2 separate regions of the Homo sapiens genome follow, and region 1 is linked to region 2. Evidence: chromatin loops called from intact Hi-C (ENCODE). Cell type or tissue: GM12878. All regions are shown on one strand. Links, peaks and the distances in the headings refer to the core of each region. The heading gives the core; the rest is flanking DNA. Region 1 has its middle 850 kb from the start of LINC00355. Region 2 has its middle 710 kb from the start of LINC01052.

The links. Peaks named below come from ENCODE experiments on the same cell type or tissue, not always from the same donor. Only the 100,000 strongest peaks of a DNase experiment are listed, where the experiment ranks them.
Region 1: a loop joins it to region 2, with 3.0 times the contacts of the local background. A loop is called at or near these places in 1 of 110 quality-filtered maps.

The regions. Positions count from the first base shown.
Region 1 is chr13:64,927,185-64,931,589 of GRCh38, forward strand. No RefSeq gene overlaps it. Among named protein-coding and RNA genes, the nearest start is that of LINC00355, 850 kb to the left of the region's middle. In GM12878, for the core only: no CTCF peak of the experiment used is centred there; a DNase peak (open chromatin) is centred at 1,975; H3K27ac peaks cover 208 bases.
Region 2 is chr13:65,152,655-65,157,059 of GRCh38, forward strand. No RefSeq gene overlaps it. Among named protein-coding and RNA genes, the nearest start is that of LINC01052, 710 kb to the right of the region's middle. In GM12878, for the core only: no CTCF peak of the experiment used is centred there; DNase peaks (open chromatin) are centred at 1,477 and 2,247.

The DNA.
Region 1 (4,405 bases), core at 183-4,182, 230 kb before region 2:
TGGTACCTGGTATGCAACTATTGGGCTGACAAATGCCTTTTTCTACCTACCTGTTCGTGAGGCCCACCAGAAGCAGTTTGCTTTCAGCTGGCAAGGCCAGCAAGACACTTTCACTTTCTTACCTTAGGGGTATATCAGCTCTCCAGCCCTCTGTCATAATTTAGTTCACAGGGATCTTGAGTGCCTTTCCCTTCCATAGGTATCACACTGGTACATTACATTGATGACATTATGTTGTTTGGACCTAGAGAGGAAGAAGTAGCAATTACAATAGACTTCTTGGGAAGATATGCCAGGGGGTGGGCAATAAATTCTAATAAAATTCAGAAGCCTTCTAATCTCAGTGAAATAGTTAGGGTTTCAGTGGGGGCCATGCTGAGATAGCCCTTCTAAGGTAAAGGAAAAGTTGTTGCATCTGGCTCCTCCCACAAACAAGAAAGTCTCATAATGTTTAGTGGGACTATTTTTATTTCAGAGACAACATATTTCTCATTTGGGTGTGTTACTCTGGCTCATTTACTGAGTTACCTGAAAAGCTGCATTTTGAGTGAGTTCAGCAGCAGAGATAAACAATGAGTAGGCCAGGCGGGGTGGCTCACACCTGTAATCCCAGCACTTTGAGAGGCCGAGGTGGGCAGATCACCTGAGGTCAGGAGTTCAAGGCCAGCCTGACCAACATGGAGAAACCCGTCTCTACTAAAAATACAAAATTAGCTGGGCATGGTGGCATATGCCTGTAATCCAAGCTACTTGGGAGGCTGAGGAAGGAGAGTCACTTTAACCTGGGAGGAGGTTGCAGTGAGCTGAGATCGCACCATTGCACTCCAGCCTGGGCAACAAGAGTGAAACTCCATCTCAAAAAACAAACAAACAAACACAATCAGCCCCTCTTAAGGCACCATTACCTGGGATGATAAGCCACCTAACTAGTGTCAGATTTATTGTATTGAATAGTTTTCATCATGGAAAGTACAATGTTTTATCCTTACTGGAATAGACATTTACTCTAGCAATGGTTTTGTTTTTACTGCATTTAGTGCTTTTTTAAAACTACTATCTATGGGCTTAAATAATTCTTCATCGACTATCATAGTATTGCACATAACATTGCTTCTGACCAAGGAATTCACTTCACCTCTAAAGAACTGTGCCAATGGGCTCATGTTCATGGAATTCACCGATATTAACAAGATTTCCACCATTCTAAGGCAGCTAGAATCACAGAATAGTGAAATAACCTTTCACAGACTCAGTTATAGTGTCTTCTAGGTGTCCATACCTTAAAGAACTGGTCCCCAACCTTTTTGGCACCAGGAACCAGTTTTGTGGAAGATAATTTTTCCACAGACCAGAGGTCAGGGGAGGTTGTGGGATGATTCAAGGGCATTACCTTTATTGTGCACTTTATTTCTATTATGATTACCTTGTAATACATAATGAAATAACTATAAAACTCATCATAATATAGAATCAGTGGCAGCCCTGAGCTTGTTTTCCTCTAACTAGATGGTCCCATCTGGGGGTGATGGGAGACAGTGAGAGATCATCAGGCATTGGAGTCTCATAAGGAGTGCACAACCTAGGTTCCTCACATGTGCAGTTCACAATAGAGTTTACACTCCTACGAGAATCTAATGCCACCACTGCTCTGATAGGAGGTGGAGCTCAGGCAGAAATGCAAGTGATGGGGTGCGGCTGTGAATACAGATGAAGCTTCACTAGCTAGCCCACCATTCACTTCCTGCTTTGTGGCCTGGTTCCTAAAAGGTCACAGACTAATACTGGTCTACTGCCTGGGATTTGGGGACCCCTGCCTTAAAGAGCTAGAGCAGAGATCTCTAGAAGCCTGTAGATGCTTTGAATTAGTGTTCAATATATGGTGCTGTTTCTCCAGTAGCTAGTATGTGCAAGTACAGAAATCAAGGGGTGAAAATGAAATGGCATTACTCACCATTACCCTTAGTGAGTCACAGAATTTTTGCTTTCTTTTTCCACAACGTCATGCTCTGCTGGTCTGGAGATCTTAGAAATCTTTTAGATCTTTAAGAGAGAAGAATGCTTCTACCAGGAGCATTCCTGGTAGAATGTTTCCATTCAATTTGAAGTGCAGATTTCCCCCCAGCCACTTTGTGCTCAGATGCCTCTGAGTCTACAAGCCAAGAAAGGAATTATAGTGTTTGCTGCTGTGATTGATACAGACTACCAAGAGGAAATTGGCTAATACTCCACAAGGGAGATAAGGAAGAGTATGTCTGTAATACTGTAGATGCCCTAGGGTATATCTTAGTATTACCTTGCCTGAATAAGATCTATGGAAAACCATAACAACCCATTCCAGAAGGGATTGAAAGTAGCTCAGACTCTTCAGGAATGAAAGTTTGGGTCCCTTGTTTGGATAAAGAACCACAACCAGCTGAAGTGCTTGGTGAAGGCAAAGAGAATAAAGAATGGGCAATAGAAGGTAGTTATAAGTACCATCTAGCATCACAAAAGCGCTTACAGAAATGAGAACTATAATTGTGATGAGTATTTTCTTGTTATTTTATTATGAATATTATTGTGTGTATATATAAATACATATATTAAGCAAATATATTCATTCCCTTTTATGTTTTATTCCCTTATCATGTAACATAAGATGTATTGACTTTGTATCATTATTTTAAGTAGTGTTAATTTTACTGCATAGTATTTAAGTTTTGGAATACCAGAGGAAGAGTAAACATTAATCAAGGACTTTACCTCCTCTGTGGGGGAAGAGATTCATGCCTTTCTGGTCTTAGTTCCTTCAAGCTGCTATAATAACATTCCTTAAAGTAGTTAGGTTAAACAATGAAAATTTACTTCTCATACTTCTGGAGACTGGGAAATCCAAGATCAAACTGTTGACATATTATTCAGTGTCTGGTGAGGGCCACTTCCTGGCATGTTGAAAGGGTCTTTTCTCTGTGTGTTTACAAGGTAGATAGGGTGAATGGGCTCTCTTGGGCCTATTTTATAAGGCCCCATTTATCCCATTTGTGATGGCTCCCCAAATCTCCATCTCCTAAAACAATCACCCTGGGGGTTAGGATTTCAACTTATAAATTATGGGGGGGATACATTAAGACCACAGCATCTGTATAGTTTGCTTATTGTATGTAAACAGAACTATGGCTCTTAAGAAATGTCATGTAAATTTATTATTATTATTATTGTTATTGTTATTGTTATTTTGAGACAGAATCTCACTCTGTTGTCCAGACTCGAGTACAATGGTACAATCTTGGCTCACTGCAGCCTCCGCCTCCCAGGTTCAAGTGATTCTCCTGCCTCAGCCTCCCAAGTAGCTGGGATTACAAGAGCTCACCACCATGCCCTGTTAATTTTTGTATTTTTAGTAGAGACAGGTTTCACAATGGTGGCCAGGTTGGTCTCGAACTCCTGACCTCAGGTGATCCACCAGCCTCAGCCTCCCAAAATGCTGGGATTACAAGCATGAGTCACTGCACCAGGCCAAAAAATATCATGTAAGTTATGTAATAATGACTATAAAGTGGAGATGATCCAAGACTAAATAGCTGTTTTTAGTGCAAGCATTATATAAATCCATGTATGTTAAATCTGGACTGAAATTTACCATAATGTAATGAAAAAGGAACTGAGAAAGGACACTGAAAGTTTCAGACTGCTCCATGCTTCATCTATATCTCACAATTGTCTAAACTATTTGAACAATAAGTATGGTTCTATAGTTTGTAAAATCTCTAATTCTTGTGAGTTTGATTTCACAAACTGAACTACTTGTAATATAACACTTTGCATTCTTCATTGGCTCTTTCATATGCAAGTTGTTCTGGGATCAATGAAGAATTTAACTTCTTCTTTCTTAAAAATGGCTTAGTGGCTGGGCATCGTGTTTCACGCCTATAATCCCAGCACTTTGGGAGGCCAAGGCGGGCGGACCACGAGGTCAGGGGTTTGAGACCAGCCTGGCCAACATGATGAAACCCTGTCTCTACTAAAAATACAAAAATTAGCTGGGCATGGTGGCACGTGCCTGTAATCCCAGCTACTTAGGAGGGTGAGGCAGGAGAATTGCTTGAACCAGGACCTGGGAGGTGGAGGTTGCAGTGAGCCAAGATCATGCCACTGCACTCCAGCCTGGGCTACGGCACGAAACTCCATCTCAAAAAAAAAAAAAAAAGGCTTAGAGTAGTGACTTTTCAAGGTTTTTGTGGTATTCGATGACCGAGATGGTTTTAATAGTCTCTTCAGGTTGACTGAATGTCAGACAGGCTTCTTCCCAACTCTAGGCCCCAGAGCTCCCTTTTCTTACAGCATTTATATTAAAAACTTGTTACTGTAAATTTATGCTCGGCTTCTTTGATATAAACATCTTTTTCAAAATATTCTTTCCATTTTT
Region 2 (4,405 bases), core at 154-4,153:
GGCTTTTTCTTTTTCTTTTTTTTTTTTTTGAGACAGAGTCTCGCTCTGTTGCCCAGGCTGGAGTGCAGTGGTACAATCTCGGCTCACTGCAACCTCCGCCTCCCAGGTTCAAGCAGTTCCCTGCCTCAGCCCGCTGAGTAGCTGGGATTACAGGTGCCCGCCACCACGCCTGGCTAATTTTTGCATTTTTAGTAGAGACGCAGTTTCACCATCTTGGCCAGGCTGGTGTCGAACTCCTGACCTCGTGATCCACCTGCCTCAGCCTCCCAAAGTGCTGGGATTACAGGCTTGAGCCACTGTGCCAGGCCTCTTTTTGATTTTTAATCAAATTGAAATGACAGGCTACGTGAGACACAGATGAGTTTCAGTTTCGTATTTGGGACTATTGACCAAACAGCAGGTAGAAAATGTAGAAAGGATGAAAATTCTATACCTCCACTATGACATCAGATCGTATCAGTCTGTCAGGGTGACGAAGTAAGCCTAGGTGTCCCAAGGTGACAGCCATTGCAGGTGACTTTGAATTATATCTGTTACTTACACCCATTTGCTTGTTCATTCATCCAGCCAGTCCTTTTTCCATCCTTTTATTTATCCATTCATCAAGCCAGGCAGTCCTACATATTTGCACATTGTTTTACTACTAATAAATATTATCTACACTTTTTATTTCTTTTGGCAAACCCATCAAAGGAATAAAGCAATATTATAACAATTCCTTATGTAAACCAAAAGTACCTATGACGATCTCAATCAACAGAAAGTTTATTTTGCCAAGGCTAAGGATGCACCCCTGACACAGCCCCAGAAGGTGCTGACCACATGTGCCCCAGGTGGTCAGGGTGCAGCTGGTTATATACATTTTAGGGAGACATGAGACACAAATCAATAAGATGCACATTGGATCCTTCTGGGAAGGCGGGACAAGTTGGAGCGGGGGACTTCCAGGTCACAAGTAGAGCTAAACATTTTCTGTTTGGCAATTGGTTAAATGAATTATCTAAATATCTGGAATCAATAGAAAGGAAATGTCTGGGTTACAATAAAGGGTTGTGGAGATCAAGGCTTTATTATGCAGATGACTCTTCCAGGTAGCAGGCTTCAGAGAAAATACATTGTAAATATTTTATATCAGACTTACAGAGTCTGTCCTATCACTCCTAAGGTCTTCGTGTTGATGTTTGTGAGGCATGTTTGACTCCCCACTTGAGCTTGGCTGAGGGGAGGATCCATTAGTCAGCTGGGGGACTTAGAATTTTATTTTGGTTTACACTTACAAGTGAGAACAATGACTTTGAAATGCTCAATGATTTACCATATTTCACATAGGAAATAACCTGCATATCTAAGATCTAAGACTTTAAAACTTCAATGTTAAGAGCTCTTTATAATCTAACAGACAAATATAAAGAAGTGAAACCTTGCCTCAAAGAGTTAAATAATCCAATGACTAAATTATTGGGCTTACAAGGTAGCAGATAAAAATGAAACAACTTGCTGAAAAGCTGAAACTGAAACTGCTTCAAAGTGTAGGAAACCAGTAACTAAGAAAAACTTTTGAGGTTGCAGGATACCAGATAAGAAAATAAACAACTGCATTTTGGGAGGCCGAGGTGGACGGATCACGAAGTCAGGAGATCAAGACCATCCTGGCTAACACGGTGAAACTCCGTCTCTACTAAAAATACAAAAACGAAATTAGCCGGGAGTGGTGGCCGGCGCCTGTAGTCCCAGCGAGAGGCTGAGACAGGAAAATGGCGTGAACCCGGCAGGCGGAGCTTGCAGTGAGCCGAGATGGCGCCACAGCACTCCAGCCTGGGCAACAGAGTGAGACTCCGTCTCATAAAAAAAAAAAAAAAAAAAAAAAAAAGGAAAATAAGCAAATTACTGAAACTCCCTCTTCCTTGTGTGTGAGATCAAGAAAAAACTGGCTGAAATCTACTGAAACTAAGATGGGCAATTGGAGTTTGTGAAGAATGAGCTTGCTGATGGCACAGCCTGAATTTCCACCATATGTTTTATACTTACTACTCTCAAAATTGTACGTGTGACTGATCAGGTAGCATGAAGAGATAATTGTGCATGCCCAAGGACTTTCCAGACCTCCCCTTTCCTTCCACCACTTAACCTGCTAATCTCAGATTCTACTACCTGAAACTTTTGTAATTAAAACACCGCTTTGAAGCCAGCACAGGAAGACAGATTTGAGCTTGACCTTTGTCTCTTTGTGAATTGACTTTCAATATAAAGCTTTCCCTTTCTCAGAAACATGGTGTCATAGTACCGGCTTCAAGCGCATCAGGCAATGAATCCATTTGCTTTAATAATAAAAGCAGTGAGCTTGTGGTCAAGAATTGCATCAGTAAGTCAAGACACTTATAAAAATGTGTGGGAGAAAAAAGCAATCATCCTAAAAAGAAACAAAAATAAAATACATAAAACCCCCAAACAACAAAAATAGCAGTTTACTATTGTATTCTAGAAAAATTGAAAAGAAAAAAACTGTTTGCTTTTGCTATACTGCCTTTTCAAGTGGTAAAATGTTAATAACCAGGGCAGTATTTGTTTCTGTTCTCTTCTGTTACTGTTAAAGTTTGATGAATTTGCTGCTCATTTCACTCTTTATTTATATAATGACTATGGGTGAAACAGAATGAAAAAAGCAAATTTGTTAATTTAATTTTCAGTTTTTGTGGCTGAGATAAAGATTTTCAGGGCCCAGTGACTAAGTACGTATAGTAAAAATTTAGGATTATCACCAGATTTAAATCTATGTGCAAATTTGAGAATATTAGTACTGTCAATAATTTCAGTTATCAAAAATGGAAAGAGAGTAGAGATATGGGGAAAATTTAACCTTTACAAGTAATATACGCTATGTGTTTTATTTTAGGATTGCTTACACATCTGTACTCCTGTCAATGTAGCATAGAGAGTGTACTACAAATTTAAAATCATCATTCAATAGCTTTATTGGGAGTCAGAAATTGGACTTATTTTTTAAAAAATTATCTGAATTCTACATTCAATACTAAAAATTATAAACTAGAACAATTCATTTATAAATGTATTACAAAGTGAATTGTCTACTCACACTACTTTAATAATATCGTGACTGGCTAGGCCCAGTGGCTCACGCCTGTAATCTCAACACTTTAGAAGGCCAAGAAAAGTGGATTGCTTGAGTCCAGGAGTTGCAAACCAGGCTGGGTAACATGGTGAAACCTGTGTCTGCTAAAACCACAACAAATTAGCCAGCCATGTTGGCATGGACTTGTAGTTCCAGCTACCCAGGAGGCTTGAGCCCTGGAGGTTGAGGCTGCAGTGAGCCCTGATTATTGCAACTGCACTCCAGCCTGGGCAACAGAGTGAGAACTTGTCTCGAAGTAAATAAATAAATAAATAAATAAATAAATAAATAAAATCATCATCAAAAGAGAAAATATAAAATGATTTAAATGGCTAAACATGTCACTATCATGTAGACCGTGAGGTGATGCAATGAGCAGGGCAGTTTTCCTATGTGGTATTATTTCAAAAATCTATATTATTGGTTTAGTCATGATAAAAAGACCTGCCAAATACAAATCAAGGGATGTTCTATTAAATACTTGACCAGTACTTGTTTAAACTTTCAAGATGATGAAAAACAAGTAGAAAGTGAGAAACTGCCACAGATTGGAGGAATTTAAAGATACTTGATGGTCAAATGCAAGTTGGTTTCCTAGATTGGGTATTTGAAGAAAAGGCAGTGAAAATCTGCGAAATCAGAAAAAAATCTGTAGTTTGTTTAATAGTGTTTTTCTAATGGTAATTTCTTAGTTTTTTTCCAAATGTACTACAGTTATGTAAGATGCTTGCATTAATATAGAGAAAAAGGTATTGGAAAACGATCTGTACTATTTATCTTTGTAAAATTTTATAAATCTATAATTATTTCAAAATTAAAAGTTAAATAATTTTAATAAATAACCTTTATCTTCAGTGAAAAAATAGATTGAAAATATCTACTAAGTAATATACAAATGATAGGCTCTATCATCATTATAAAAGATATTCAACTTAAAGATAATTGCACATTCCTAAAGAAAAACTAAATAACATATCTGTATATTTAACAATTTTCACGTGATATCTAAGAAACTTCTTTCAGGTACAAAGTCTCCTGTATTTTAGGTTTCTCTCTCTCTCCATCTTTCTCTTTCTCTCTTCTTTCCCCCTCTCTTAACTAAAACTCGGTAATAAGATGTACTGTAGACATGATATAGTTAGGAATTCAAGCTTCTCAATTGTAATAGTTTCCTTGTTAATAATATAGTAACTAAGTGTTGTCTACAGTGTGGGCTATATAACCTTACCATGATTTTTTAAAATTATAATCACAGAAGCATTTTTCCACTTTGCA